Regions from separate parts of the Homo sapiens genome. Here region 1 is linked to region 2. The links are chromatin loops, found by intact Hi-C in ENCODE. Cell type or tissue: lower leg skin. All regions are shown on one strand. Each heading gives the region's core, and the rest is flanking DNA. Links, peaks and the distances in the headings are about the cores only.

Region 1 (16,680 bases), core at 4,303-12,302, 470 kb after region 2:
TTATTTCGACAGTGTTCACAGCATCTTCACCAGGAGTAGATTCTATCTCAAGAAACCACTTTTTGGCTCATCCATAAGAAGTGACTCCTCAACTGTTTCATCATAAGTTTATAGCAATTCAGTCACATTTCAGGCTCCACTTCTAAATCTAGTTTTCTTGCTGTTTCCACCCCATCGGCAGTTACTTCCTCCACTGAAGTTTTGAGCCCCTCAGTCATCTATGAGGGTTGGAATCAACTTCTTCCAAATTCCTGTTAATGCCGGTATTTCAGCTTCCTCCCATGAATAACATATATTCTTTCTTAGTGGCATCTAGAATGGTGAATTCTTTCCAGAAGGTTTCAAATCGCTTTGCCCAGCTCCATTAGAGGAATCGCTATCTATGACTGTTACAGCCCTACAAAATATATTTCTTAAATAATATGACTTGAAAGTCAAAATTAGTCCTTGATCTGTGGGCTGCAGACTGACTGTTGTGTTAGGCATGAAAACAGCACTAATCTCCTTGCATATCTCCATCAGAGCTCTTGGGTGGCTAGGTGCATTGTCAATAAGCAGTAACGTTTTGAAAGAAATTTTGTATTCTGAGCAGTAGGTTTCAATAGTAGGCTTAAAATTATTCAGCAAACCATGCTATAAACAGATGTGCAGCCATTCAGACTTTGCTGTTCAATTTATAAAGCCCAGACAGAGTAGATACAGTACAATTCTTAAGGGCTCTAGGGTTGTTGGAATGGTAAATGAGCGTTGGCTTCAACTTCAAGTCACTAGCTGCATCAAACCCTAAAAAGAGAGTCAGCCTGTCGGCCAGGCGCGGTGGCTCACGCCTGTAATCCCAGCACTTTGGGAGGCCGAGGCGGGTGGATCATGAGGTCAGGAGATCGAGACCATCCTGGCTAACAAGGTGAAACCCCGTCTCTACTAAAAATACAAAAAATTAGCCGGGCGCGGTGGCGGGCGCCTGTAGTCCCAGCTACTCGGGAGGCTGAGGCAGGAGAATGGCGTGAACCCGGGAAGCGGAGCTTGCAGTGAGCCGAGATTGCGCCACTGCAGTCCGCAGTCCAGCCTGGGCGACAGAGCGAGACTCCGTCTCAAAAAAAAAAAAAAAAAAAAAAAAAAAAAAAAAGAGAGAGTCAGCCTGTCTTTTGAAGCTTTGAAGCCAGGGATGGACTTTTTGAAGGCTGTTTCATCTACATTGAAAATCTGTTGTTCAGTGTGGCCACCTTCATCAGTTATCTTAGGAAGATCTTCCAGTTTACTTGCTGCAGCTTCTGTGGCAGCAAAAGCTCTTAAAGATAAGGAGGGACAAGCAAAGTAATCTAAGGATGAGCAGCCAGTGAGGTTGGGAGAAAATCGAGAGAGTGAGGTGTCTTGATAGCCAAGTGGAGAAAATATTTCAGGAAGGAGGAAGTGATCATTTGTGTTAAATGCTGCTGAGAAGCAATCTTATAGCAATATTTCCAATGGAGCAATAGTGGTTATAGATTAAAGCGTGTTCAAAAGAGAATGAAAAGAAGGAAGACAGACAGTGAATTTCAGTAAGTTTTTGGAGTTTTTCAATAAAGGGCTGTAAAGGTGAGGAAAGGCATGGATATGCTATTTGGAGAAATGAGTCAAGACAGGATTTCTATTTAAACGTTTCTTTTAAAATTTCAAAATATACATACTGAAAAGAGTACTACACTTATATATATAGTTTTAAAATAGTTATAAAGATACTACTCATCTCACTACTAGCTGAATCAAGAATAGAACATTTCAATACCAAGAAAATACGAACGTCCTGTTTTTCCCAGTATGCCTACCCCTGTAGGAAGATTTACCTTAATGGTAGTCATTTCCCTGCTTTCCATTACTTCCTGCCCATGTAAAGTTCCCTACAACATACAGTTTTGTTTTTTTTCTTATATATAATATATATGGGATCATAATGTATATTCTTCTGTGTAAAAACACAGGTGTTTTTTTCACTCAATATAATGTTTGTAAGGCCTATATTGTTAATGAATCTAATTTTAAAAATTTTAATTGCTATATAAGTAACTAGAGCTTGTATGTTCTACACTATAATAATTTATTTCATCTTTGATTAGCACTTGGATTGTTTTGTGATTTCGGCAATTAGAAATGATGCTACAGGAGACTCGTTCTCACCTAAGGAGATTTTGCTTCCTAGGAGACATTGGTCAACGTTTTGAGACTTTTCTTATTGTAACAACTGGCAAGTGCTACTGGCATCTAGTAGGTAGAAGTTGGAGTCCTGCTAAACGATCTACAACGCACAGGACAGCCACCCATGACAAAGAATTAACACACCTATAAAGTCAATAGTGCTGAGCTTGACAAACCCTGCTCTGGGTTATATTGTTGGGAGAGAAATTGCTGGCTGATAAAGTATATTTATCTTCAAACTTATACAATACTACCATTCTGTTTTCTAGAGTGATTGTATCAATTTACACTGCCATCATCAGAGTGGGAGGCTTCCCGATGCTGTATATCTGCACCAGCGCTAAATATCACCAGCTTAAAAATATTTTGCTCCAGGCACGGTGGCTCACGCCTGTAATCCTAGCACTTTGGGAGGCTGAGGCGGGTGGATCACAAGGTCAGGAGATGGAGACCAGCCTGACCAACATGGTGAGACCCCGTCTCTACTAAAAAATGCAAAAATTAGCTGGGCTTGGTGGTGTGCACCTGTAATCCCAGCTACTCGGGAGGCTGAGGCAGGAGAATTGCTTGAACACAGGAGGTGGAGGTTGCAGTGAGCCGAGATCGCGCCACTGCACTCCAGCCTGGGTGACAGAGCAAGACTTCATCTCAAAACAAACAAACAAACAAAAAAACAAAACTATTTTGCCAATCTACAAAGGACATGAACAGATGCTTCTCAAAAGAAGACATACAACAAACATGAGAAAATGCTCAACATCACTAATTATCAGAGAAATGCATATCAAAACCACAACGAGATACCATCTCACACTACTCAGAATGGCTATTACTTAAAAAGTCAAAAAAGAACAGATGCCGGTGAGGCTGTAGCGAAAAGGGAACACTTAAACACAGTGTTGGTGGGGATGTAAATTAGTTCAGCTCTATGGAAAATAGTTTGGAGATTTCTCAAAGACCTTAAAGCAGAACTATCGTTTGACTCAGCAATCGCATTACTGGGTATATACCCAAAGGAAAACAAGTCATTCTACAAAAATGACACATGCACATATATGTTCATTGCAGCACTATTCACAACAGCAAAAACATGGAATCAACCTAGGAGCCCAACAGTGGTGGACTGAATAAGGAAAATGTGGTACATATACACCATGGAATACTACACAGCCATAAAAACAGTGAAATTGTGTACTTTGCAGCAACATGGATGTAGCTGGAGGCCATCCTTTTAAGAGAATTAACGTAGGAACAGAAAACCAAATAGTGCATATTCTCACTTCTAAGTTGGAGCTAAACATTGGGTAAACATGGACATAAAGAAAGGAACAATAGACGCTGGGGTCCATGGGCTGAGGGTAGCAGGGAGTGCAACAAGGGTTGAAAAACTACCGAGTGGGTGCTATGCTCACTACTTGGGTGACAGGATCATTTGTACCCCAAACCTCAGTGTCAGGCAATATACCCATGTAACAAACCTGCACATGTACCTCCTGATCTAAAATAAAAGTTAAAATTACATAAATTATCTTTGCCAATCTAATTAATTATATTTCATCAGAGTTTTAATTAGTATTTCATTATTAGCTAATGGGGTTAATCACTTTTACAAGTCTTTGTTGGCCAGGTTGATCAATTTTAAAAATTGGCTTATCTTCCTCATCCTCATTTATTTGTAGGTATTCTTTATATAATCTGGCCTCTGGACAGTTGTTGGTTATAGGTTGTTCATATCTTCTCTGTGGCTTGTCTCTGTATTCTTATGTGATTTTTTTAATGTATAGAAATTCCTAATTTTAAATAACAAATATTTCTCTTTAGTGCTTTTTGTGAGGTGCTTAAGAAATCCTTATGTACCCCAGATTCATGATGATTCTCCTAAAATCTTTGGCATTTTACCTTTTTCATTTAGATCTTTAAATCACCTGGAAATGATTTTTGTGTAGGGAGTGTGATATAGTGTTCAATTTCACTTTTTCCATATGGATAACAAATTTACCTTTTATGACTTATTGGAAAATCTGTTCTGCTATTCCACCTTTCTCATAAATCAATAATCCATATATATGTGAGGCTTGGTTTATGGTCTGGTGAATCTGTCCCATTGGTCTATTTTGCAGGTTCAGCCCTCCAGGAAGCAGACTTTGAGACTCTGATAGAAGGGAGTTTGTTAAGGAGGGTGATTGGGATCAACACATGTGGAAGGGAAGGAGCGAAAGCAAGATTGAGCAGAGGGAGAAGCTGGGCTGCAATTCAGTCTCAACAAAGCCTCAGTTGACCATATGGGAAAATGAAGACAAGGTGGTTACTGAGAGTTGTTCAGAGTCGGGATGAGGGGGGCATAGCCTTTATATTCCATATCAATTATTGGATACAGGCTCTTTTCAGCTGAAATAAATAATTTATTCTGGCAGCACACCCAGCTTCTGGGAAAATAAGCTCTTTGATCCCAAAGGGATTTCAGCGGTACATCACAACATTCACTACAGCCCACCTCTTGAGCTGCTTGGATTTATTTCTTCATTTGAGGAGCAGATCTTCTAGGATTCTGGAAGACCTCTTTTAGAAACCAGTAGGAGGAAAGCGAATGGGACAAACTACAACCCTTGCAATGTAGGCATTCTTAGGACTGAAACTGATACTCGTAATCTTGCCTCTCTGCTCTCTATTCTAGATTTTCTCACCCTCATCTAGCATCTCTGCTGGTCTTGGTGGCTAACTCAGTGTTACAAAACCTTAAACCTTGAGGGTTCTGAATCCTTGGTTACCATGCCCTTCTCAGGCCGTGACTGCTGCAATCGTTCATCTACTGTCAAAATTGGCAACAGGGTACTGATTCACCCAAAGATATCACTTACATGCAAAACATTCTTCTCTGCTATCACTGTATAACAGCAGCTTCACCTCTCCTGATGGCAGGGTCAATACCCATTGCTGTAACTCCTCTCTTACCTGCTGACCTTTGACACAGATGTTCAAGTGGCTTGAGCAGCAACCATAGCTTTTGTTTCAGTGCAACTCTTGCTGTGTGTCAAGCACTGTGGAGGGTCTGAAATTTTACATTACTTGCAAGCTAACAAGTTAGCTTGCTGTAGTTTCACAGACCATAGTGGAAGACTTAAGACTCCAATTCCTAAAGGGCAACATGAAAAAGACCAGGTAACACTTGCACATGCTGTCGGTTGCATTCTAGGAGAGCAATCCCAAGTGTAGGAAATCTGAATCTTTTATAATGGTTAGCAAGCCTCCTGAGGGAGACACTATTTCCAAAACTGTTCACTGTAAAAATAATCTCAAGAAGATATTCTGGATCAAACAAAGTCAGTGCCACTTCTCAGAACAGCTTCAGAAACACAAGAAACCCATGGAGAATTTTCTCCTGGCACTATTGTTGTTTTATGTTTTGCTTTTACATGTTATAAACCTCACAGTATTTTAGTCATTGTATTTGCTAGAAAAAGTAATTTTCTTTAAAAAATATTTTATATTTTAAAATTCTCTATTACCTATTTTAAAAATTATTTGTGGTGCTCTCTGTATCGTTCTGTAGATCAAAATTTCCATTTGGTATTATTTCACTTTAGACTGAAGAATTCTCTTAGCCCTTTTTTTTTAGTTTTGAATCTGCTGGCTATGGATTATTTTAGATTTTATTTACCAGAAAATATATCTTTCTGGATACATTTTTGAGGAATTATTTTTTTTTTTTACTGGATATAGAATTCTAGATATAGAATTCTGGATATAGTATTTTTTCTTTCAGCATAAATTTTTTTTAACCTAATAATTTATTTAATTCTCCTCAAGTAGAGATTATTTTTCTCCCTTTTATTTTTAGTTGACATGTAATAATTGTACATATTTATGGGATACAGAGTGATATCTCAATACATGTAAACAATGTGTAATGATCATATCAGGGTAATTAGCATACTCATCACCTTAGACATTTATCATTTCTTTGTTTTGGAAAGATTCAAAATTCTCTCTTCTAGCTTTTTGAAAATGTACAGTAGATTACATTACAGTTAACCATATTTGCCCATCAGTGCTATAGAACACTAGAACTTATTCCTCCTATCCAGCTGTAATTTTGTATCTGTTAACTCTCTTCCTATCCCCCCCTCCACCCTATCCTTTCCAGCCTGTAACAACCACAATTCTACTCCCTATTTCTATTAGCTCAACTTTTTAAAGCTTCCACATATGACTGAGAACATGTGGTGTTTATCTTTCTGCGCCTGACTTACTTCATTTATCATAATGTCCTCCAGGGTCATCCACATAGCCATGAATAACAGGATTATATTACTTTTTATGACTGAATAGTATTCCATTATATGTATATACCACATTAACTGGATCCGTTCATCTATTGATGCACATTTAGGTTGATTCCATATCTTGGCTATCATGGCTAATGTTTCAATGAACATGAGGGTGTAGATATTTCTTCCATATACTGACTTTCTCTCCTTTGGATAAATACACAGTCATGGAATTGCTGGATTATATGGTAATACTATTTTTATCTTTTTGAGAAGACTCCATACTACTTTCCATAATGGCTCTACTAATTTACATTACCAGCAACAGTGTATAAGGATTCTCTTTTCTCCACATCCTCACCAGCATTCATTTTTTTTTGTCTTTTTGATAAGAGCCATTCTAAATGGGGTGAGATATGACCTCATTGTGGTTTTGATTTACATTAATCTGATAATTAGTGATGTTGAGTATTTTTCATATACTTCTTAGGCATCTGCATATCTTGTTTTGAAAAATATCTATTTAGATGCTTTGCCCATTAATCAGATTTGTTTTGTTATCGAATTTCTTTCTTTCTTTTCTTTTTTTTTTTTTTTTAGGCGGAGTCACATTCCATCGCCCAGGCTGGAGTGCAGTGGCGCTATCTCGGCTCACTGCAAGCTCCGCCTCCCAGGTTCACGCCATTCTCCTGCCTCAGCCTCCCGAGTAGCTGGGACTACAGGCGCCCACCATCACATCTGGCTAATTTTTTTGTATTTTTAGTAGAGACGGGGTTTCACTGTGTTAGCCAGGATGGTCTCAATCTCCTGACCTCGTGATCCGCCCACCTCGGCCTCCCAACATGCTGGGATTACAGGCGTGAGCCACTGTGCCTGGCCTATTGAACTTCTTTAGTTCCTTGTATGTTCTGGATATTAGACTCTTGTTGGGTAAATAGTTTGCAAATATTTTCTCCCATTTTAGGTTATCTCTTCACTCTATTTGATTATTTTGTTTTTTTATGCAGAAGCCTTTACACTTGATATAGTCCTATTTATCTATTTTTTTTTTTGGTTGCCTGCGCTTTTGAAGTCTTACTCATAAAATATTTGTCTAGGCCACTGTCCTGAAGTGTTTCACCTATGTTTTCTTCTAGTAGTTTTATATTTTTGAATATTACATTTAAGTCTTTAATCCATTTTCAGTTGATTTTCATATATGGTGAGAAATGGTGGTCTAGTTTCATTCTTCTGTATAGGGATACCCAGTTTTCCTAGCATCATTTATTGAAAAGGCTGTCCTTTCACAAATGTATATGTTCTTGGTGCCTTTGTCAAAAACATGTTGGCTGTAAATAATGTGGATTTATTTGTGGGTTTCCTGTTTTGTTTCATTGGTCTGTATGTCTGTTTTTATACAAAATACCATGTTGTTTTAGTTATTATAGTTTTGTAATATATTTTGAAGTCAGGTGGTGTGATGTCTCTAGTTTTGTTCTTCATTCTTAGTGTTGCTTTGATTATTCTGGGTCTTTTGTAGTTCCATATGAACTTTAGGTTTTTTTTTTCTATTTCTGTGAAGAACATAATTAATATTTTTATAGGGATTGCTTTGTATCTGTAGATTGCTTTGGGTAGTACAGTTGTTATAACAATATTAATTCTTTCAATCCATGAACATGGGATGTCTTTCCATTTGTTTATTTCCCCTTCAATTTATTTCATCAGTGTTTTATAGTTTTCATCGCAGAAATCCTTCACTTTCATAGTTACATTTATTTCTAGGGTATTTTCCTTTTTTTGCAGGTACTGCAAATGGGATTGATTTCTTGATTTCTTTTTCAGCTGTTTCATTATTGGTGTATAGAAATACTATTGATTTTGGTATGCTAATTTTGTATTCTGCAACTTTACTGACTTTATCAGTTATAAGAGTTTTTTGATGAAATCTTTAGGTTTTTCTATATATAAGATTATGTCATCTGCAAAAAGGGACCATTTAACTTTCTCTTTTCTAATTTTGATGCCCTTTATTTCTTTCTCTCACCTAATTGCTCTGGCTAGGACTTCCAGCATTATTTTGAGTAAGAAAGGTAAAGTGGGCATCTTTGTCTTGCCCCAGTTCTTACAGGAAAGGCATTCAACTTTTTCCCATTCAGTATGATGTTAGCTGTTGGTTTGTCATATATGGCCTCTATTGTGTTATGATATATGCCTTTTGTTCCTAATTTGTTGAAAGTTTTTACCATGAAGGGATGTTGAATTTTTCAAATGCTTTTCCATCTATTGAGATGATTATATGGCTTTTGCCCTTCATTCTGTTTACATTATGTATTACATTTATTAATTTATGTATGTGGAACCATCCTTGCATCCCTGGGATAAAAGTCATTTGCTCATTGTATATTATCTTTTTAATGTATTATTGGATTGATTTCATTGCAGATTTTTGCATCTATGTTCATCATGGATATTGCCCTGTAGTTTCTTTCTGGTTGCATCCTTGTCTAGTTGTGATGTCAGGGTAATGCTGGCCTCATAGGATGAGATAGGGTGAATTCCCTTCTCTTCGTTTTTTTTTTTAGAATAGTTTGAGGAGAACTGGTGTTAGTTTCTTGTGAGTTTGGTAGAATTCAGCAATAAAGCCATCTGATTCTGGACTTATTTTTTAGGGGGGAATTATGTTACTGATTTGATCTTATTACTTGTTATTGGTCTGTTCAGGTTATCTATTCTTTCTGGTTCAATCTTGGTAGGTTACAGGTATCCTACTCATTAATGGTCTGTTCAGGTTTTCTATTCTTCCTGGTTCAATCTTAGTGGGTTATAGGTATCCAGGAATTTATCTATTTTCTCTAGATTTTCCAATAGTTTGACATACAGTTGTTCATAATTGTCTTTAATGATTGTTTGAGTTTCTGTGGTATCAGTTGTAATATCTCCCTTTTAGTTTCCAATTTTGTTTATTTTTTTCTGTTTTTTTCTTAGACTAGCCAGGGGATTGTCAATTTTATATATCTTTTCAAAAAACAAAACTTTTGTTTTGTTGATCTTAAAGATCTTTTAAGTCTTTATTTTGTTTAGTTCTGTTTTGATCTTTATTATTTATTTCCTTCTACTAATTTGGGGTTTGGTTTGTTCTTGCATTTCTATTTCCTTGAAGTGTGTTGTTGTTTATTTATTTATTTATTTTATTATACTTTAAGTTTTAGGGTACATATGCACAACGTGCAGGTTAGTTACATATGTATACATATGCCATGTTGGTGTGCTGCACCCATTAACTCGTCATTTAACATTAGGTATATCTCCTAATGCTATCCCTCCCCCCTCCCCCACCCCACAACAGGTCCCAGTGTGTGATTTTCCCCTTCCTGTGTCTATGTGGTCTCATTGTTCAGTTCCCACCTATGAGTGAGAACATGGAGTGTTTGGTATTTTGTCCTTGGTAGTTTGCTAAGAATGATGGTTTCCAGCTTCATCCATGTCCCTACAAAGGACATGAACTCATCACTTTTTATGGCTGCATAGTATTCCATGGTGTATATGTGCCACATTTTCTTAATCCAGTCTATCATTGTTGGACATTTGGGTTGGTTCCAAGTCTTTGCTATTGTGAATAGTGCCGCAATAAACATACGTGTGCATGTGTCTTCATAGCAGCATGATTTATAATCCTTTGGGTATATACCCAGTAATGGGATTGCTGTGTCAAATGGTATTTCTAGTTCTAGATCCCTGATGAATTGCCACACCGACTTCCACAATGGTTGAACTAGTTTACAGTCCCACCAACAGTGTAAAAGTGTCCCTATTTTTCCACATCCTCTCCAGCACCTGTTGTTTCCTGACTTTTTAATGATCACCATTCTAACTGGTGTGAGATGGTATCTCATTGTGGTTTTGATTTGCATTTCTCTGATGGCCAGTGATGATGAGCGTTTTTTCATGTGTCTGTTGGCTGCATAAATGTCTTCTTTTGAGAAGTGTCTGTTCATTTCCTTTGCCCACTTTTCATGGGGTTGTTTGTTTTTTTCTTGTAAATTTGTTTGAGTTCATTGTAGATTCTGGATATTAGCCCTTTGTCAGATGAGTAGATTGCAAAAATTTTCTCCCATTCTGTAGGTTGCCTGTTCACTCTGATGGCAGTTTCTTTTGCTGTGCAGAAGCTCTTTAATTTAACTAGATCCCATTTGTCAATTTTGGCTTTTGTTGCCATTGCTTTTGGTGTTTTAGACATGAAGTCCTTGCCCATGCCTATGTCCTAAATGGTATTGCCTAGGTTTTCTTCTAGGGTTTTTATGGTTTTAGGTCTAACATTTAAGTCTTTAATCATGTTGAATTAATATTTGTATAAGGTGGAAGGAAGGGATCCAGTTTCAGCTTTCTACATATGGCTAGCCAGTTTTCCCAGCACCATTTATTAAATAGGGAATCCTTTCCCCATTTCTTGTTTTTGTTCAGGTTTGTCAAAGATCAGATGGATGTAGATATGCGGCATTATTTCTGAGGGCTCTGTTCTGTTCCATTGATCTATATCTCTGTTTTGGTACCAGTACCATGCTGTTTTGGTTACTGTAGCCTTGTAGTATAGTTTGAAGTCACGTAGCGTGGTGCCTCCAGCTTTGTTCTTTTGGCTTAGGATTGACTTGGCAACGTGGGCTCTTTTTGGTTCCATATGAACTTTAAAGTAGTTTTTTTCCAATTCTGTGAAGAAAGTCATTGGTAGCTTGATGAGGATGGCATTGAATCTATAAATTACCTTGGGCAGTATGGCCATTTTCATGATATTGATTCTTCCTACCCATGAGCATGGAATGTTCTTCCATTTGTTTGTTTCCTCTTTTATTTCATTGAGCAGTGGTTTGTAGTTCTCCTTGAAGAGGTCCTTCACGTCCCTTGTAAGTTGGATTCCTAGGTATTTTATTCTCTTTGAAACAATTGTGAATGGGAGTTCACTCATGATTTGGCTCTCTGTTTGTCTGTTATTGGTGTATAAGAATGCTTGTGATTTTTCCACATTGATTTTGTATCCTGAGACTTTGCTGAAGTTGCCTATCAGCTTAAAGAGATTTTGGGCTGAGACGATGGGGTTTTCTAGATATACAATCATGTTATCTGCAAACAGGGACAATTTGACTTCCTCTTTTCCTAATTGAATGCCCTTTATTTCCTTCTCCTGCCTGATTGCCCTGGCCAGAACTTCTAACACTATGTTGAATAGGAGTGGTGAGAGAGGGCATCCCTGTCCTGTGCCAGTTTTCAAAGGGAATGCTTCCAGTTTTTGCCCATTCAGTATGATATTGGCTGTGGGTTTGTCATAGATAGCTCTTATTATTTTGAGATACGTCCCATCAATACCTAATATATTGAGAGTTTTTAGCATGAAGTGTTGTTGAATTTTGTCAAAGGCCTTTCCTGCATGTATTGAGATAATCGTACGGTTTTTGTCATTGGTTCTATTTATATGCTGGATTACATTTATTGATTTGCATACATTGAACCAGCCTTGCATCCCAGGGATGAAGCCCACTTGATCATGGTGGGTAAGCTTTTTGATGTGCTGCTGGATTTGGTTTTCCAGTATCTTATTGAGGATTTTTGCATCGATGTTCATCAGGGATATTGGTCTAAAATTCTCTTTTTTGTTGCGTCTCTGCCAGGCTTTTGTATCAGGATGATGCTGGCCTCATAAAATGAGTTAGGGAGGATTCCTTCTTTTTCTATTGATTGGAATAGCTTCAGAAGGAATGGTACCAACTCCTCCTTGTACCTCTGTTAGAATTCGGCTGTGAATCCATCTGGTCCTGGACTTTTTTTGGTTGGTAAGCTATTAATTATTGCCTCAATTTCAGAGCCTGTTATTGGTCCATTCAGGGATTCAACTTCTTCCTGGTTTAGTCTTGGGAGGGTGTATGTGTCAAGGAATTTATCCATTTCTTCTAGATTTTCTAGTTTATTTGCATAGAGGTGTTTATAGTTTTCTCTGATGTTAGCTTGTATTTCTGTGGGGTCCGTGGTGATATCCCTTTTATCATTTTTTATTGTGTCTATTTGATTCTTCTCTCTTTTCTTCTTTATTATTCTTGCTATCAGTCTATCAATTTTGTTGATCTTTTCAAAGAACCAGCTCCTGGATTCATTGATTTTTTTGAAGGGTTTTTTGTGTCTCTATTTCCTTCGGTTCTGCTCTGATCTTAGTTATTTCTTGCCTGTTGCTAGCTTTTGAATGTGTTTGCTTTTGCTTCTCTAGTTCTTTTAATTGTGATGCTAGGGTGTCAATTTTAGATCTTTCCTGCTTTCTCTTGTGGGCATTTAGTGCTATAAATTTCCCTCTACACACTGCTTTAAATGTGTTCCAGAGATTCTGATATGTTGTGTCTTTGTTCTCGTTGGTTTCAAAGAACATCTTTATTTCTGCCTTCATTTCGTTATGTACCCAGTAGTCATTCAGGAGTAGGTTGTTCAGTTTCCATGTAGTTGAGCGGTTTTGAGTGAGTTTCTTTTTTTTTTTTTTTTTTTTTGAGACGGAGTCTCACTCTGTGGCCCAGGCGGGAGTGCAGTGGCTCAATCTCGGCTCACTGCAAGCTCCGCCTCCCGGGTTCACGCCATTCTCCTGCCTCAGCCTCCTGAGTAGCTGGGACTACAGGCGCCCGCCATCACGCCCAGCTAATTTTTTTTGCATTTTTTTAGTAGAGACGGGGTTTCATCGTGTTAGCCAGGATGGTCTCGATCTCCTGACCTCGTGATCCGCCCGCCTCGGCCTCCCAAAGTGCTGGGATTACAAGCGTGAGCCACCGCGCCCGGCCTTGAGTGAGTTTCTTAATCCTGAGTTCTAGTTTGATTGCACTGTGGTCTGAGAGACAGTTTGTTATAATTTCTGTTCTTTTACATTTGCTGAGGAGTGCTTTACTTCCAACTATGTGGTCAATTTTGGAATAAGTGGGATGTGGTGCTGAGAAGAATGTATATTCTGTTGATTTGGGGTGGAGGGTTCTGTAGATGTCTACTAGGTCCGCTTGGTGCAAAGCTGAGTTCAATTCCTGGATATCCTTGTTAACTTTCTGTCTCGTGGATCTGTCTAATGTTGACAGTGGGGTGTTAAAGTCTCCCATTATTATTGTGTGGGAGTCTAAGTCTGTTTGTAGGTCTCTAAGGACTTGCTTTATGAATCTGGGTGCTCCTGTATTGGGTGCATATATATTTAGGAGAGTTAGCTCTTCTTGTTGAATTGATCCCTTTACCATTATGTAATGGCCTTCTTTGTCTCTTTTGATCTTTATTGGCTTAAAGTCTGTTTTATCAGAGACTAGGATTGCAACCTCTGCTTTTTTTTGTTTTCCATTTGCTTGGTAGATCTTCCTCCATCCCTTTATTTTGAGCCTGTGTGTGTCTCTGCACATGAGATGGGTTTCCTGAATACAGAACACTGATGGGTCTTGACTCTTTATCCAATTTGCCAGTCTGTGTCTTTTAATTGGAGCATTTAGCCCGTTTACATTTAAGGTTAATATTGTTATGTGTGAATTTGATCCTGTCATTATGATGTTAGCTGGTTCTTTTGCTCGTTATTTGATGCAGTTTCTTCCTAGCATCGATGGTGTTTACAATTTGGCATGTTTTTGCAGTGGCTGGTACCGGTTGCTCCTTTCTATGTTTAGTGCTTCCTTCAGGAGCTCTTGTAGGGCAGGCCTGGTGGTGACAAAATCTCTCAGCATTTGCTTGTCTGTATTTTATTTCTCCTTCACTTATGAAGCTTAGTTTGACTGGATATGAAATTCTGGGTTGAAAATTCTTTTCTTTAAGAATGTTGAAGATGGGCCCCCACTCTCTTTTGGCTTGTAGAGTTTCTCCCAAGAGATCTGCTGTTAGTCTGATGGGCTTCCCTTTGTGGGTAACCCGACCTTTCTCTCTGGCTGTCCTTAACATTTTTTCCTTCATTTCAACTTTGGTGAATCTGACTATTATGTGTCTTGGAGTTGTTCTTTTCGAGGAGCATCTTTGTGGCATTCTCTGTATTTCCTGAAGTTGAGTATTGGCCTGCCTTACTAGATAGGGGAAGTTCTCCTTCATAATATCCTGCAGAATGTTTTCCAACTTGGTTCCATTCTGCCCGTCACTTTCAGGTACACCAATCAGATGTAGATTTTGTCTTCTCACATAGTCCCTTATTTCTTGGAGGCTTTGTTCATTTCTTTTTAATCTTTTTTCTCTAAATTTCTCTTCTCGCTTCATTTCATTCATTTGATCTTCCATCACTGATACCCTTTCTTCCTGTTGATCCAATCGGCTACTGAGGCTTGTGCATTTGTCATGTAGTTCTTATGCCATGGTTTTCAGCTCCATCAGGTCCTTTAAGGACTTCTCTGCATTGGTTATTCTAGTTAGCCATTAGTCTAATTTTTTTTCAAGGTTTTTAACTTCTTTGCCATGGGTTCGAACTTCCTCCTTTAGCTCGGAGTAGTTTGATCATCTGAAGCCTTCTTCTCTCAACTCATCAAAGTCATTCTCCATCCAGCTTTTTTCCATTGCTGGTGAGGAGCTGCGTTCCTTTGGAGGAGGAGAGGTGCTCTGATTTTTAGAATTTTCAGCTTTTCTGCTCTGGTTTCTCCCCATCTTCGTGTTTTTATCTACCTTTGGTCTTTGATGATGGAGATGTACAGATGGGGTTTTGGTGTGGATGTCCTTTCTGTTTGTTAGTTTTCCTTCTAATAGTCAGGACCCTCAGCTGCAGATCTGTTGGAGTTTGCTGGAAGTCCACTCCAGACCCTGTTTGCTTGGGTATCAGCAGTGGAGGCTGCAGAACAGTGGATATTGGTGAGCAGCAAATGTTGCTGCCTGATCGTTCCTCTGGAAGTTTTGTCTCAGAGGAGTACCTGGCCGTGTGAGGTGTCAGTCTGCCCCTACTGGGGGGTGCCTCCCAGTTAGGCTACTCGGGGGTCAGGGACCCCCTTGAGGAGGCAGTCTGTCTGTTCTCAGATCTCTAGCTGCATGCTGGGAGAAGCACTACTCTCTTCAAAGCTGTCAGACAGGGACATTTAAGTCTGCAGAGGATTCTGCTGCCTTTTGTTTGGCTATGCCCTGCCCCCATAGCTGGTGTCTACAGAGGCAGGCAAGCCTTCTTGAGCTGTGGTGGGCTCCACCCAGTTAGAGCTTCCCAGCCACTTTGATTACCTACTCAAGCCTCAGCAATGGCGGGCGCTCCTCCCCCAGCCTCGCTGCCACCTTACAGTTTGATCTCAGACTGCTGTGCTAGCAATGAGCAAGGCGCCGTGGCATAGGACCCTCCGAGCCAGGCGCGGGATATGATCTGGTGTGCCATTTGCTAAGACCGTTGGAAAAGTGCAGTATTAGGGTGGGAGTGACCTGATTTTCCAGGTGCTGTCTGTCACCCCTTTCTTTGACTAGGAAAGGGAATTCCCTGACCCCTTGTGCTTCCCTGGTGAGGCGATGCCTCACCCTGCTTCGGCTCATGCTTGGTGTGCTGCACCCACTATCCTGCACCCACTTTCTGACACTTCCCAGTGAGATGAACCCAGTACCTCAGTTGGAAATGCAGAGATCACCTGTCTTCTGTGTTGCTCATGCTGGGAGCTGTAGACTGAAGCTGTTCCTATTCGGCCATCTTGGCTCCACTGTTGTTGTTTATTTAAAACCTTTCTACTTTTTTGATGGAGGCACTTACTGCCATAAACTTCCTTCTTACTACTACTTTTGCTATATCTCATAGGTTTTGTTATGTTGTGTATGTATTTTCATTTGTTTTGAGAAGTTTTAAAATTTCCTTTTTAATTTCTGTTTTTTTATTTTGTTTTGTTGTGTTTTTGTTTTTGTTTTTTTGTTTTGTTTTTGTTTTGAGATGGAGGCTCGCTCTGTCACCCAGGCTGGAGTGCAATGGTGTGATCTCGGCTCACTGCAAGCTCTGCCTCCCTGGGTTTTACTTATGCCATTCTCCACCTCAGTCTCCTGAGTAGCTGGGACTACAGGTGCCCGCCACCATGCCCGGCTAATTTTTTTTTGTATTTTTAGTAGAGACAGGGTTTCACTGTGTTAGCCAGGATGGTCTCGATCTCCTGACCTCGTGATCTGCCTGCCTCAGCCTCCCAAAGTGCTGGGATTACAGGCATGAGCCACCGCGCCCAGCCCTTTTTTAATTTCTTAATTGACCCATTGGTTGTTCAGAAGCATGTTACTTAATTTCCATATATTTGTATAGTTCTAAAAGTTCCTCTTGTTATTGATCTCTCATTTTATTCCATTG
Region 2 (16,680 bases), core at 2,448-10,447:
GCAGGGTAGTAACATAAGCATTGATAAAAGGCAAAGCTGTAAATAGTAACAGTCTAATAATAATAATAATTCTCTGGGGCAGGATTTTTCAGCTTGAATAACAAAGATTATAACTCAGGTGGCATCTTTAGCGATGAACTTGGGTCTATATCCAAATTAAACAATATAGTGGATTGTCCTATATATTTTTCTTTTTCTTTTTTCTTTTTTTTTTTTTCTTGAGACAGAGTCTCGCTCTGTCACCCAGGCTGTAGTGCAGTGGTGAGATCTCAGCTCACTGCAACCTCTGCCTCCCGTGTTCAGGTGATTCTCCTGCTCCAGCCTCCCAAGTAGCTGGGATTACAGGCACACGTCACCACAATGCCTGGCTAATTTTTGTATTTTTAGTAGAGATGGGTTTTCACCTTGTTGGCTAGGCTGGTCTTGAATTCCTGACCTCAAGTGATCCGCCCGCCGCGGCCTCCCAAATTGCTGGGATTACAGGCATGAGCCACCAAGCCCAGCCTGATTTTCCTATTTTTTTTTGTTATTGTTGTGTGGGTATTTGAGATTTTAAACAATGGTGAGAGATACAGAAACTCAACCCACAAACCCAAGTATGTTGTTTTGGCATGCATGTCACTAGACTGGAAATGAAAACATGGAGCTTTTGTGTTTGAAGACAACAGCCGTTGTGTTTATCCAACTATATTAAATGACAGAGCAAAAGACAGGAAACAAGTTAAATATCCATCAAAAGGGTTAAAGTATGGTATGTCCATGTAATGGCAAATTATGCAGTTATTTAGAAAGTGATGTAGAGCTGTATGTGTTGATAGGGAAAAATGGCCACTATACATTATTATTAAGTGAAAAAGAGAATTATAAAGAGTATGAGTAGGCCGGGCACAGTAGCTTACACCTGCAATCTCAGCACTTTGGGAGGCCGAGGTGGGTAGATTGCTTGAGCTCAGGAGTTGAAGACCAGTCTGGGCAACAGGGCAAAATCTCATCTCTATAAAAAATTAGCCGGGGTTGGCGGTGCATAATGGTCCCAGCTACTTGGGAGGCTGAGGTGGGAGAATTACCTGAGCCTAGGGAGGTTGAGGCTGCAGTGAGCTGTGTTCATGCTACTGCACTCCAGTCTGGGTGACAAAGTGAGAACCTGTCTCAAGAAAAAAAAAAAAAAAAGAATGTGAGTATATAGAGTATGGCAGTATGTGCAGCAAGAGGATGCATTGGTTGAGCCTTATGAAATTGCCGACATGCAGTAATTTCTAACCTATGAGAATGGCAATTTCATATGGTTCAACTTTTTACGTACGTATGCTTGAAATCTTCATTGCTGGATACTTCATAATGGTATTAGTGAGTTTAGAGGGCAGGTATAGGAATTTTTATTTTCCACCATATTCCCTTCTTTCTGATTTATTTTATTTTATAGGACTGCTCAGCTAATCAACTCCCCTTGCTCCGATTCCACACTCACCATTTAACTTCTGGATGTAATTTTGCCTACATGCAGAGAAAATGATCACCAGCAAACGTGATCATCTTGTGCTCCTGACAACTATATTTCTCGCTGTAAAAAATATAAAAAGGATGTTTTTAAAAAAGGATTTGGATCATGAAAACCAAATAGACATTCATTTTAATTAATTTTCCGTTTGTAAACCCCAGGTTGAGTACTATTATTGGATAAAGGCAGTGGAAGCTACCAAGTAAAGTGAGTCAGAAAGGAAAGTTTCTGGTGTTCATGAGGGCGCCAACTGAATCAATGGGTTATAATTTCACTGTAATTTTCCTCTCGTTCCACCCTTGTTGAGGTGACTCACAAGCTATAAACATTCTTGGACAATTATTTCAGGATGGCTTTGTTGTTAGCATTGAAAGAAAACATCTTTATTTTTTCTTTTAAAAATCAGCTTTATTGAGGTATATTCCACATCCGGTAAAATCCACCAGTTTAAAATGTTCAGTTTGATGAGTTTTGAAAAATATATATGATCATGTAACCGTGACTACCATCAGGATATCATTTTCCATCTCTCTAGAAAGTTTCCTTGTGCCCTTTTGCAGTTAAACCTATAACCTTGCTAAATTTATTCATTCTAGTAGCCTTTTTTTTTTTTTTTTTTGGTAGAGCCTTTGGAGTTTCTACATAGACACTCATACTGTCTTTGAATAAAGAGAGACTTGCCAGGTGTGGCGGCTCACACCTGTAATCCCAGCACTTTGGGAGGCCGAGGTGGGCAGATCACTTGAGGTCAGGAGTTTGAGACCAGCCTGGCCAACATGGTAAAACCTCGTCTCTACTAAAAATACAAAAATTAGCCGGGCATGGTGGCACATGCTTGTAATCCCAGCTACTTGGGGGCTGAGGTAGATTGCCTGAACCCGGGAGGTGGAAGTTGCAGTGAGCCAAGATCTTGCTACTGCACTCCAGCCTGGGTAACAGAGTGAGACTCCATCTCAAAAAAAAAAAAAAAAAAAAAAAAAAGAGAGAGAGAGAGACTTTACTTCCCTTCTAATCTGTATGTTTTTTGTTTTCTTGCTTATTGCATTAGCTAGCACCTCCAGTACAGTGTCGAATAGAAGTGGTGAAAGCTGACATTCTTGCCTTGTTCTTGATCTTAGGAGGAAAGTACTCTGAGCTTATCAAAGTGTGGGGTCAATATTGTACCAGGTCATACTTCACACCTCACATCTTTTACTTTACACTTAGTACTTTTCATTTCACAGTTAGTATTTTTCACATCCCACTTACTGACCAATTCTTTCTTGAATCCAATCTAATCAGGCTTCTACTTCTACCACCTAATCAAGATTTCTTTTCAAGGTTGCTCATCTTCTCTATGTTGCTTAATCAGTTGCCCCTTATTTTCCTTGACCTATCAGCAGCATTTGTCACAACAATGACTCTCTCCTCCTCAAAAGATTTTTTTTCACTTGGATTTCCAGACACTATGCTCACCTTCTGCTTCTCGTAAAGTCCACTTAGTCTCTGTTGCATATTTTCCTTCGTCTCCTGGGATATAAACACTGGGGCACTGTAGAGCTTGGCATATAAACACTGGGGCACTGTAGAGCTTGGTTCTGGGATCTTTCCTTTTTTTTTTTTTTTTTTTTTTTTTGAGACGGAGTTTCACTCTTGTTGCCCAGGCTGGAGTGCAATGTCATGATCTTGGCTCACTACAACCTCCGCCTCCCGAGTTCAAGCAATTCTCCTGCCTCAGCCTCCCTAGTAGTTGGGATTATAGGCAGGCGCCACCACGCTTGGCTAATTTTGTATTTTTAGTAGAGATGGGATTTCTCCATGTTGGTCAGGCTGGTCTTGAACTCCTGACCTTAGGTGATCCGCCTGCCTCGGCCTCCCAAAATGCTGGGATTTCAGGCATGAGCCAACGCACCCAGCCGGGATCTCTTCTTTTTATAGACACTTTCTTTCTTGTTGATCTCATCCAATCTCTAGCTTTATATGCCATCCATACACTGACAACTTCAAAACTTTTATTTCCAATCTAGACCACTTCCTTGGAATCTAGACTCATGCCTCTAACTGCCTAGTCAACATCCTCACTTCAGTGTCTCATATGAGCTCAAGCTTAACATGTCCAGTGTCCAACTCCCAATATTCTCCCTAAAACCAGGTCCTCCTACATTCTTCCCATCTCAGTAAATGGCAACTTGATCTTTCCACCTGCTTAAGCCAAAAACTTCAGAGACATCCTCACTTTTTTTTTTTTAGACAAAGTCTCACTCTGTCATCCAGGCTGGAGTGCAATGCTGTGATCTCAGCTCACTGCAACCTCCGCCTCCAGGGTTCAAGTGATTCTTGTGCCTCAGCCTCCCAAGTAGCTAGAATTACAGGCGCCCGCCACCACATCTGGCTAATTTTTGTATTTTTTCTTATTAGTAGATGGGCTTTCACATGTTGACCAGGCTGATTTCAAACTCCTGACCTCAGGTGATCCACCTACCTCGGCCTCCCAAAGTGCTGGGATTACAGGCGTGAGCCACCACGCCCAGCCCATCCACGCTTCTTCTCTTTCAATGCCATGTCTAATTTATAAGCACCTACTATAACCTTTACCTTCAAAACATCTTACATCTTGTTGTCTCCATTGTTTTCACTTTGATCAAAGCTACCATTATCTCTCATCTGGATTATTACAACAGCCTCCTAACCCAGGCTCCCCGCTTACATCTTTGCCACCCTAAAGTATTTTCTCAATAGAGCAGTCACAGTGGCTTTACAAACAGATCATATGTCACGACTGTGCTTCTTGCCTTCCGGCAGTTTCCCATCTTATTCAGAGTAAATACCAAAGTCTTTGCATTGGCCAAGAAGCCCCTCCAAGATATGCTTCTCCTGCCACTAACTTCCCTGGAATATCTCCTTTCTTTCTCTTGCAGTTAATTGCTGCTACACTGGCCCCCTTGCTGTTCTTTGGACATGGCAGGCATGCTCCTGCCTTAAGGCATTAGCACCTGTTGTTTTCTTCATCACTAATACACCTAGATTCCTCTTCTCTGTAAGTCCTTTGATCTAGTGTCACCTTCTCTATGAGGCCTTCACTGATCTCCTCGTTTAAAATTGCACCCCCATGACACTTTATATTCCTTTCCTCATTTCTTCCCACACATGTATCTAACATCCTAGTTTACTATAATTATTTATTTGTTGCCCCTCACTAGAAAACAAGCTCCATAAAAACAAGACATTTTGTGTATTTTGTTTACTGCCACATCCCCAGTGCCTAAGGACAGTGCCTGGCACATCACTGTGCTCAATAAATATTTACTAAATGAATCAATGACTAGTTTCACTGCCATATTGACTGGTCTGTTTGTACCTGTACCCACTGTCTTTGCCTGCCCTCCCATTAATCCTTTTCTCTCTCAAATCCAGCTCTTCCTCTTGTTCTCCTGGGCCCTTCCTCTCCCTCTTCTCATTACCTTTGCTTCTGCTGTTATTGCTTCTTTTTCACCCTCAATCTCTCTGTTTCCACAATGGACTGTCTTCCATCTCAGAAAACAAGAATTCTCCTTTGATACCACATCCTCCCTGAGCTCTACCTCCATTTCTCTGTTCTGCTTTATGATTCAGCTTCTCAAACAGGCTGTCTACATTCTCTACCTCTCTAACCTCATCTCTGACCACTCCTCCCCCGACTGACTATGCTCTAGGCTCACTGATGTCTTTTCTACATACCAAGCCTTCCTACCTTGAAGCTTTCAGCTGCTTTCCCCTGAGCACCCCACCTAGCTGCCTTAGTCTCATTCTTCATGCCTCAACTCTTTTGACAGGGCCTTTTCTGACACCAGTTTCCCATCTTCCAGCAGTTTCCCATCTTATTCAGAGTAAATACCAAAGTCTTTGCATTGGCCAATGCAAGTACTTTCTACCTTATAGCAATTTTAGCACTTATCATAATGTAATTATCCTATGCAAATATTTATGTTAGCTCCATGAGAGCAAGCACCTTGTTTTGTTCACTACTGTATTTCTAGGGTTTGCTGGTGCCTGGAACAGAAGTTCATTAAGTGTTGAATGAATGAATGTATGAGTTTCCAGTGATGAGATGACTTAAAGCTAGCTGCTGACATATGCAAATAAATATAAATGCATGCGCAGTACTGCCCTTAGAAGCACTGTTTCTTTCTTCTTCTTCTTTTTTTTTTTTTTTTTTTTTTTTGAGACTGGGTCTCACTCTGTCAACTAGGCTGGAGTGCAGTGGCACAATCATGACTTACTACTTGGACCTTCCTGGCTCAAGCCATCCTCCCACCTCAGTCTCAGGGTCCATGCCACCGTGCCTGGCTTTTTTTTTGTATTTTTTGTAGTGACGGGGTTTCACCATGTTCCCAGGCTGGTCTCAAACCCCTGGGCTTGGCCTCCCAAAGTGCTGGGATTATAGGCGTGGGCCACCGCACCCTCCTTAGAAGCATTGTTTCTAACAGTAAAAAATTGGATATATGGTGGGGAGAAATACCTATCAATAGGGGATTGGGTAAGTAAATTATAGTACATTTACACAATGGCACACTATTCAGCTGTAAGAGAAGTTAATGTAGATTTATATGTATTGCAATGACGAATTGTCCAAGATCTTCTGTAAAGCAACACACAACACTCAAAACACAAGTTATTGAATGGGGTGTACAGCCAGCCCATCATCATAGCGTAAAATTTCATTCCTGTATCTTACATGTATCTGTACAAAGCTAGGTATCTAGAAATTATTTATCAAAATATTAGCAGTGATTTTCTCCAGGTTGTGGAGTTTCAGGTAATATTAATTTTTTTCTTAGTAGTTTTTGTATTCTTTAAATATTTTATGGTAAGTATGTGATGATTTTATTTCAGCAGTTACATTTCAGTCACTTGGCCACTGGAAATTCATCACTAATCCATTCAATACTATTGAACCTCTACTCTGTTTAGGCACCACTAGACCCTAGAGCATGCACTGATATTTCTTTCCTATGTGTTTATATACAACTTCATTTCAGAACTTTTTGGGGCTGACCACACCATCTACTTATTCTCACTTTGGAGGTAAGAATGACTTGATGAAATAAGATAGTTTGTATGGCATGTACCAAATTGGCACTTGGGGAGTTCACTGGATGTCAATTGCTTCCCTTCTCCTCCAGGGCACTATTTTTGCTGCATCCACAGTTAAATAACACTGTATCACAATGCAATCCAAGGAGCAGGAGGGAGGGTCTATTATTACAAACCATCACTGTTGAACCAATGAACTACTGGGTGCCTCTTGATGCTTCTGCCTCCTTGTATCGGATGCTCTTTGAAAGCCGACACCAGTTGTAGACATCCAGTGAATATGGGTAAACTTGACTTTCTTTATCACAGAATAGTTGTCATTTTCAAATGAAGAATCCTGGAGACCAGAGGAGGTACAGCATTTAGAACAACAGACCCCTTTCCAAACAAGTGCCAATGTGTTCTCTTGGCTGCTGTGGTGCTTCTCAAAATTTTCCACAGGAGAGGGAATTGTATCAAGGGGCATCTAGTGGTATCCTCCAATGCAGTTATTAAAGTCAAATAGTATCTTTGAAGTTATCTGTATTTTTTTCATTTTTATAAAAATGGGTTTATTTAAAAATAAATCTATAAAAGTAGAAATACATTGCCTTAAGAATCTGAATTTTGCATTCTATTCCACAGAGTCTCACTCTGTCTCCCAGGCTGGAGTACAGTGGTGTGATCTCAGCTCACTGCAGCCTCTGCCTCCCGGGTTGAAGTGATCCTCCTGCCTCAATCTCCTAAGCAGCTGAGATTACAAACATGCACCACCATGCCTGGCTAATTTTTGTATTTTTAGTAGAGACTGGGTTTCACCACACTGCAGAGCAAACATGGCATCCTGGGACCCATCCCTACCATTAAGAGTGTTTCCCTACAGAACAGGAGGTGCAAATTGGGCTGACATTCCAAAGGGCAAAATCAGCGGCAAACAGCTACTAGGTTCTTAATGTAATGTAATGTAATGTAATGTAATGTAATGTAATGTAATGTAATGTAATGTAATGTAATGTATAGTAGGTTCTGAGTGAGTAATACAGAGATAACTGAAGGAGCTGTTCATACATAGCTTCAAAAAAAAAAAAAAAAAAAGGTCCAGTAGGCCAGACGCGGTGCCGCAAGCCTGTAATCCCAGCACTTTGAGAGGCCGAGGGGAGTGGATTACCTGAGGTTAGGAGTTTGCAACCAGCCTGACTAACATGGTGAAACCCAATCTCTACTAAATACACAAAAAATTAGCCAGGTGTGGTGGTGCATGCCTGTAATCCGAGCTACTTGGGAGGCTGAGACAGGAGAATTACTTGTACCTGGGAGGCGGAAGTTGCAGTGAGCCGAGATCGCGCCACTTCACTCCAGCCTAAGCAATAAGAGCGAAATTCCATCTCAAAAATAAATAAATAAATAAATAAAATAAAAAATAAAGAAAATGGTCCAATCAAACCTGGTTGTAGATGCCTATGGTTTGTGGAAACATGTATCATTATGACTGACCCCTTTATAAACCACAAGTTTTTGATATCTTAATAAAGATCAAATTCTTGACCCTTTATATTACCTCATGAATATTTTTTAAAGAGTTTTAAAATTTAAAATTTAAAGTTTAAAAATCTAAATGGTTATGATCCAGATATTTGAGGGCCACTGTCCCAGGCACAGTCTCACCAGCCTCCTGGGCATGGTGGCTCATGCCAGCACTTAGGGAGGCCAAGGCAGGAGGATCACCTGACCCCAAGAGTTTGAGACCAGCCTAGGCAACATAGTGAGACCCTGTCTCTACAAATAAGAATAATAATAATTAGCCAGGAGTGGTGGTTCCTGCCTGTAGTCCCAGATACTTGGGGGGTGAGATTGTGCCACTGCACTTTAGTCTACGTGCAGAGTAAGATCCTGCCTCAAAAATAAATAAATAAATAAAATTTAAATGCAATTTAGGACCTATAAAAAAATAAAGGCAAGTCCTAATGGGAGCTTCTAGGGAATTCTGGAAGTCCAATTTAAATACAGTATACCTGATATTATATACGAAGAGAGGAATATATGTATCAGTGACAATGATCCCCCTTTTGGTTTATTGTGTAGTATCTCGGGAGCTGCTTGATCTATTCCTCCCTCTGCCTCCAGTACATACATAGTTGAACAAAAATTAACAGAAATAATCTCCTTCTTTAAAGTCCTTCTGTGGTTCCAAGCTCCTTTACATGGCCTATATGACCTTACCTCCTGACTCTCCTTCACATACCCGCCTCTTTTATCAATAATTTTCAAACTGTAAGTCATGGCCTATTCATGTGATTGTGAAATCAGCTTTAGTCACTAGTTATTTTCAGAGTAGTAGATAACAAAACAGAAAAGAGAATGTGTGGACCACATAGCATCATTTTGTAAAATGTAAGTTTGAACAAATATGGCCTTCCGGGAGCCATCCACATAAGGAGTTCTTCCCTAGACAACAGGAAATGTAAATTGGGATGACAGTCCAGAGGGTAAAATCAATGGCAAAAGGCTACTAGGCTTTTTTAATGCAATGTGGTCCTAAGTGAGTACCAAATACCAGAGATAACCAAAGGAGCTGTTTGTACACAGCTTCAAAGAAAATGATCCAGCATATATGTGTGTGTGTGTATGTGTGTGTATGTGTGTACCAGCTCATGCTGGCAGATTCTATTTCTTTCTCTAGGTTATGATCCAGATATTTGAAGGCCACTGTCCCAGGCACAGTCTCACCAGCCTCCTCACCTTCCCTGCCTGCTCTTTCATAAAACTACAGGCCTCTACATGGGCAAAGTATTTCTCCTCATGAAACTGGAAATCATTGCTCTTTGTTTTTGAGTCCCCTTAAGCATGATTTCCAAGGTGAAAACTTTGCTCATCTCCAGGTGATTAGCAATTAGTTACACAAACCTTTTTCACAGCCCCTTCTCTTCCTGTAAGCTCCTGAAAGGACTGTCCATTGCCTTACTCATTTTTGTAACTTCAGTGCTTAGCACAGTCAACTAATGAGGGTTCAATAAATACAGTCATGCACTGCATAATGATGAACTGAATATATAACGGTGGTCTGGTAAGATTATAGTGGAGCTGAAAAATTCCTATTGCCTAGTGATGTCACAGTGTAACACATGACTCACATTTGTGATAATGATAAATGGCTGTTACTGATTTATGTATTTACTATACTATACTTTTAATCATTGCTACAGAGTGTACGCCTACTTATAAAAAAAGTTAACTGTAAAACAGCCGGAGGCATGTCCTTCAGGAAGTATTTCAGAAGGCACTATCACAGGAGATGACAGCTCCATGTGTGTTATTGCCCCCTGAAGTCCTTCCCGTGGGACAAGATATGGAGGTAGAAGACAATGATATTGATAACCCTGACCCTGTGTAGGCCTAGGCTAATGTGTGTGTTTGCATGTTAGTTTTTAATGAAACAGTTTAAAAATTAAAAAAAAAACTAAAAATAGAAAAAATCTTATAGAATAAAGAAAATATTTTTGTATAGCTGTGCAATGTGTTTGTGTTTAAAAATAAAGTGTTATTATAAAAGAGTCAATCATGCCCCTGAAATCCCAGCTACTTGGGGGTAGGGGACTGAAGTGGGAGGATAGGTTGAGCCTGGGAGGTGGAGGCTGCAGTGAGCCATGATTGTGCCACTGTACTCCAGCGTAGGTGACAGAGTGAGACCCTGTCTCAAAAAAAAAAAAAAAAAGTCAAAAAGTTAAAAAAATTAAAGTTTATAAACTAAAAAATTTACAGTAAGCCAAGGTTAATTTATTATTAAAGAAAAAATTTAAAATAAATTTAGTGTGACCTAAGTGTACAGTAAAGTCTACAGTAGTGTAATGTCCTAGGCCTTCACATTCACTCACCACTCACTGACTTATCCTGAGAAACTTCCAGTCCTGAAAGCTCCATTCAGTGTAAGTGCCCTTTGCAGGTGTACCATTTTTTATCTTTTATACCATATTTTGACTGTACCTTTTCTATGTTTAGATACACAAATACTTAACAATGTGTTACAATTGCCTACGGTATTCAATACTATACAGGTTTGTAGCCTAGGAGGCTTAGGCTACACCATCTAGTCTAGGTGTGTATTTGTGTAAGTACACTCTATGATGTTCTCACAACGATGAAATCCCCTAACAATGCATCTCTCAGACTGTATCTCAGTCATTAAGCAACGCATGATTGTTGAATGAGTTCTTTTTTTTTTTTGAGATGGAGTCTTGCTCTGTTGCTTAGGCAGGAGTGCAGTGGCGCCATCTTAGGTCACTGCAACCTCCACTTCCCAGGTTCAAGTGATTCTCCTGCCTCAGTCTCCTGAGTAGCTGGGATTACAGGCGCGTGCCACCATGCCCGGCTAGTTTTCATGTATTTTTAGTAGACACAGGGTTTCACCACGTTGGCCAGCCTGGTCTTGAACTCCTGACCTCTGGTGATCTGCCTGCCTCGGCCTCCCAAAGTACTGGGATTAAAGGCATGAGCCACCGTGCCCGGCCAATTGTTGAATGAGTTCTAAGCTCACTTAGCTGTTATTTACTTTTTAAACACTAGAAGCCTGAAAAGGAATCTCTTAAAGTAAAACTTTAAAACACATTCTTTCTACCACATGGCCAGGTTGCAAATAAGAAGCACCAAAAAAAAAAAAAAAAAAAAAAAAAGAAAGAAAAAAAACACATTCTGCTAAAACTTGGAATTTAATGAATTTTACTCACTACAGTTATACTCATTTTACATTAAAGTAAAAAAGAAAATAGCCAGGAGAGTAATTCATCTCCAGAAAGCAGTTTAAAGTTATTGTTTTTATTATTTTTATTTGCTACCAATATTTTTATTGTAAGAAATACAAAAGGTATTACAAATATACAAACTATTTGCTCTTTTTGCCTCATTCAATTTAGCTTTCACATAAGTGAACACATTGGACAGTGATATTTCAACACCAATTTTGAAAAAAACAATGAACTTCATCATCTGACAATAAATACCTACATTTTCATTCTAGCACCCAGTAAGACATCCAGTTTCCAAAGGATTATTGGTATGCAACCCTCTGAATTTTCTGACATGTTACCTTTGCCACTGCAACAGAAACACCACTGCAGTTCTCCCTTTCCCAATAAGTCAGAGTAAGGGGCAGGTAAGAATGGCTATCTGACTTCAGAAACCCTGGGTCACAAAGCATCCCTTACTTGAGCTACTTTTAAAACCAGATTTTTAATGATAGGGTACTTAAAGTTTTGGTGGTCCTTGAATGACATATTTTACGTTACATATTTACCCTACTTTTCTATTCTCCTCCTCAGATAGGAAGGGTATAGATAAACTGGCTATATTTTCATCTGCCTCTTGGGAAAGGAGCAAGAGCATTCAGCTCAGAGCATTCTGAAGACAGTAGCCTTAGAGATAAGCTTTCTTTCTTTCTTCTTCTTTTGCTTCAAGAGGGCTTTCTGTGTGTAATGGAGGGATGGTTGCTAGAGTGAGACAGCCCTTCCCCTCTTGCTATGTCTATACCATACCTGAGGCCATTTTTCTTAGAGGGCAAAAACGTTAGAATAGGTAGGAAGGTTCTTGCTTTCAGAGAGCTGTGCTGCACCCACAGGGTGGACCCGACAGGCCACTGTGGTAACTCTCAATCTGTGTACAGAGAAAAGAGAAGCAACATCTGATACAAAGTCACCTGCCAACATTCTTATAAGACTGTGTCCCAGGCAGTGAATTTCCACACTGCTTCTTGGGTCTGCAGAACTCAAAGCACCAAAACAGAGCATTCTGTAGCAATATAAGCAAACGGAATAAGAATAATTATGCACCTTTAAGGAACATGCACCCTTATAAGTCTGTACCCTGATATGAAAATAGCAGAATGAATTTCAAGTATGAAGAAATACAGTAAAAGTGTGGCCTGTAGATGGAGAGAAAACAGCAGCCTGGAATGTGGTTTATATTCTTGATTAGTTTTTCTCTTGGTACCACAGCCAAAACTGAATGCTCTGTACAATGACTTGGTTTAAAAATCAAGATGCATACAAAGATGCTAGAGGCATTTCTAATGGGTGCCATGAGCACAGTCTGTGCCCAGCATCAGGAACCATCTCTAGATGAATGTGGCTAGGTCAAGTTGGGAGTGGTGGCCAGGCCTAGACAGGCACACCTGTGGTCCATGATGTGGAGGAAGATGGAGAGCACCATGTGGACAAGCCAGGATGGTAGCAGGGAACACTTTAGTGGTAGAAAGGAAGAGATACAGGGGACAGAGATGTAGAGGTGTGGGGATGTTGGTCATCTTGGGCTGGTTCACACAGCCTAGATGAGTATCTGATATACACAATTTCTACATTTCTAGAACCATGATTTCAAACACAGAAACTAACAAGTCAAATTTCCAAATTAGATTTTTTTTTTTTACTTTCAAAACATTTTCTATTATAAGTCAGAAGGAAAAAAGCTTACTGTATGTGACAGTCTTCCTGAAACCTAAGAGAAAGTTTTAACCAGGCCCTATGGCAATGCAGAAACACTAATACATTTTACAGTGAAAACCTACTTTAACACATCTCAAAATGATAATCGTATAAAACTTTCTAGTTCTAATTTGCACTCTACGTGAACCAATATTTTTCTTTTCTTAACACATACTGCTCTTCTATACCAAACACTTGCCCTTTAACCTTCAGATAAAAACCTCAAATACCAAAAAATGCAACAAGCTTTTGAGGTGTTGGGAATTGTTGGTTGTTAAAATCCCTTTTATTTTATAATAAATTATACAGGCAATCCTTGCTTTTTATTACCACACTGGATTGCTTCTGTACACAGCTAAGTTGCCTGAAGCATGGAAACTTGGACTTCTCCATCTGACACGTTCTGGAAGCCTCAAGGCACAAGCTGACAGTTCTGCTTCTACAGAAAAACTCTCACACTGCTCTCCTCTCAACAGTACTGCCTGTTCCCACTACTCCACATGACACCTACGAGGGCACTACATCACGTGAGGGAAGCTTCTTCATGAGGGCAGACAAGAGGAGGCACCACCCAGGCACTGGTCTCTGCCTGGCATCTATTCCGAGGGCCACCTGGCACAGTTTCTAAATTAAGGCATATCTAAAATGCTTTTCTACCTTTAGTTTTTATTTTTGCTATATTTTTGCACTCTACTATATGCATATTTAATAAAAACAACTACAAAGTCCTTTACTTTAATTCCTTTACATAATGATAAAACACCTAGATACCCAAAATACTACATCTATATATTCAAATCTACTAATCATGTTACAAATGCATGCAGCTTATTTGGGGGCTTAGTCTAATTTTTATTTTCTTAGGTCCATCAATACCATGATAATGAACATTAGATGCAAAATCCTAACACTTTCTGCCTTCAGTTGTACTTTCACAGGACTAGTGTGATTCAGAAATAAATAACATACATGAATAATAATAGAAATAATTTATGCAAATGTAGAACAACTTGAAAAAAAATCCCCCGCCTGTCAGGTGCTGTTCCTGGGGGTAGCTGATGCTATAAATTCCATGTACTAACTAATATATTTACTACAGGTAATAGGAAAACAAATGAATAAAAAGTGAGGAACTATGATATACATGTGTATATTTTTGCAAACACAGGATCAGAATGAAAAGATATATCATGCACTGTGAGGTTTAAGAAATGTATTACTGCTGGGATTTGTTTTATTATTCAGACTTTAAGATCAAACTGAGAGTTGTTGGTGATCACAGAAATATTGCTAGCTGATACATATTATTGCATTTCATAAAACTTAAGATTAGAAACTTTCAAGTAAGGGTACAACGGGTATCTTCAGAACTTTAACCTAAGCACATCAACGGAATTTTTCTAGGGACCACAGAGAGTTAGAAATTAAATAATTGTGTGGCTCTATGTGTGCTGATTAGTGCTACAGTCATAGTTCTTGGCAGTCAATATGTAGTTATATGCCCCCTTTGAGAAAAACCTACATTTGACAATCCAAACTCCTAAAATTGAGAAAGGGTTATTTGTGTGACCAAACAACTCACACGGAAGATTCCTCTCAACATGAAAATCCCCTGCTACATGAGATAATTTGTTTACATACCTTTAATTACCTAACAAAGAAAAAGAGAGAAAAGAAACTGGAAGCTAAAGAATTGAGAGCTTTTGCCAACTGAAGACGAAGCAGAAAATAAACTTTTCAAAACAAAACTTTTCCAGGCATATCTTTCACCATCACATATATAGAATGATGGAAAATAAAAAAATAAAAAAAAATTCCTGCAATTATACATCTTTTCTTTAAAAAAACAAAAACAAAAACAAAAACTGAGCTTAGCGCCTGAGAGATGCGGGGTAGACAGCTTCACACAGGGCAGCTGCTACCGCATCTCTTTTTACCCGAACTTTCGGAGAATTGTGTTGTACTTATTTATGCACAGAAGACACCCGTTTGCTACTAGGGACATTTTTCTTCCTAAGATTTGCAGAACAGATGCCTCTGAGACAGCAGCAGGGCACTCTGACCTCGGAAAGCAGCCCGCGGGGCCGCACATAATTTCAGGCACCGGCAGGTGAGTGGGAGGCGGGGCCCCAGCCCGGCCTCGCCCACTGCCTCTCTCCTGCCAAAGGGGCGGGGCAACGAGGCAGCGCGCCCGGAAGGCTTTCAAGTGGGAATCAAGTTTTGAGCACGAGCAAATGGGGTTCAGACTGGCCACTGTTATAACAAACCCTGGGGTGGAATTCGGCCTTTCGCATAGGGGCTTTAACTGGACTCTAGTTCCTGGGAGCAGAGGGGCGAATGAGGCGGGGGATTTCTCAGCCAGTTTCTGACTGCCCCTAGTGTATGTGGCATTTTGGTTCAGTATGAATTACTGAGACTCATCTGCTTGCCACTCAGGAGGAAAGTTGGGCAGGCACCGTCGAGTGTCTGCCACTCAAAAGGAATAAGCTGCTTTCTGTGGTGCTGTGCTAAGGAAACTGAAAAATACTGCAATATCCTTCCCTACTAAATTTCAAGTGACACTGCTGTGAGAAAGGTGACCTCTAAAATTAACTTAATCATTTGGGGTATAAGAAGTCTTTAAGTAGACTTGTAAATTTAAAAAAAGTATATAAAGTTGCCAAAAAACTTCAAAAGTTAAGTATGTAGACACACTCCTAAGTTGTTATGCTCATATACTTCAGACTTTTTTTTTTTAATTAGAGCTTCTTATGAATTTACATTTGTGATTCCACAAATGTTAAAATTACCTGGTCTTTTGGTATTTTAGGGCTCTGTTTCAATACAGCAATTTTTCAGACAAAAGTTTTGTCTACTGAATTACTGATGTGCTACTCATTTTGCTCACCTGATCTTTAAATTAGGATTTTAAAATTTAATCAATGTTGAAAGGCCACCATGCTAGGGAATTTGAAAGCAGCAGAGAGGGTATGTGTGTTTTAACTGGGGCCACTAAAGGAGTTTTATACTTCTAACGAAACTATCCTGTTCACAGATGAGGACTGCCTTTTTAGTAACTAAGCCTGTTTTAATCTAGAAAAGTAAGGTAACTGGGTACTTCAAAAATTTTTTCTTGACTGAATGAATGACTAGGCTTTCTTTACTTAAATGATCAAAATGGGTGTATTATCCATCCTTAAGAACAATTTATTTGCAGACAATTGTTCAGAACCTAGGTAACAAGTAAAATATTGAAGTTACAGAACATTATAGAGACTATTAATCATCCCAAAAAACAAGTGCTAGGAAAGAGTTAAATATGCGCAGAAAAATAAAGTTAGAATGAAATCTCTTTTAGAAGTACCTCTTTAGTCTTCATCAGATTTGTTTTTCTCTAAAAGTGCCACCTTGTGGAATATACCGGAATAAAACAAGAAAGCTCATCTCTTAGGACAGTGTGAATGTTTAGAAAGACTTTTGCAAGAAAAGTCACCTTCCTTTCCTACCACATCAACTTCAAATTGCTGTAACAGTATTTCAGCAGATGCTCGAAAAGAGCCTGTATTTATTTTCAGGTGGCTCTTGTTTTCTTCCTAAGGCTAGACAAGGTAACAATATGTTGAAGGAAGTCCACTTCTACTCATTTAGCTAAACGTTATCACTTCCTGGAAATGCTGAGAAATAGAAAACATTTTGAAAAGC

The links. Hi-C counts contacts between places; a loop is a spot of excess contacts. Peaks named below come from ENCODE experiments on the same cell type or tissue, not always from the same donor. Only the 100,000 strongest peaks of a DNase experiment are listed, where the experiment ranks them.
Region 1: a loop joins it to region 2, with 18 times the contacts of the local background. A loop is called at or near these places in 24 of 110 quality-filtered maps.

What each region holds. Positions count from the first base shown.
Region 1 is chr7:93,057,898-93,074,577 of GRCh38, forward strand. No RefSeq gene overlaps it. Among named protein-coding and RNA genes, the nearest start is that of SAMD9, 52 kb to the right of the region's middle. In lower leg skin, for the core only: no CTCF peak of the experiment used is centred there; no DNase peak of the experiment used is centred there.
Region 2 is chr7:92,593,708-92,610,387 of GRCh38, forward strand. It overlaps LOC105375397 (a long non-coding RNA gene), which reads right to left and starts at 7,228. Exons shown (of 3, transcript XR_927744.3): 1 at 6,727-7,228; 2 at 1,469-1,561. CDK6 (cyclin dependent kinase 6) reads right to left here. Exons shown (of 8, transcript NM_001145306.2): 8 at 11,214-16,680. RefSeq lists a silencer at 5,137-5,186. In lower leg skin, for the core only: no CTCF peak of the experiment used is centred there; no DNase peak of the experiment used is centred there.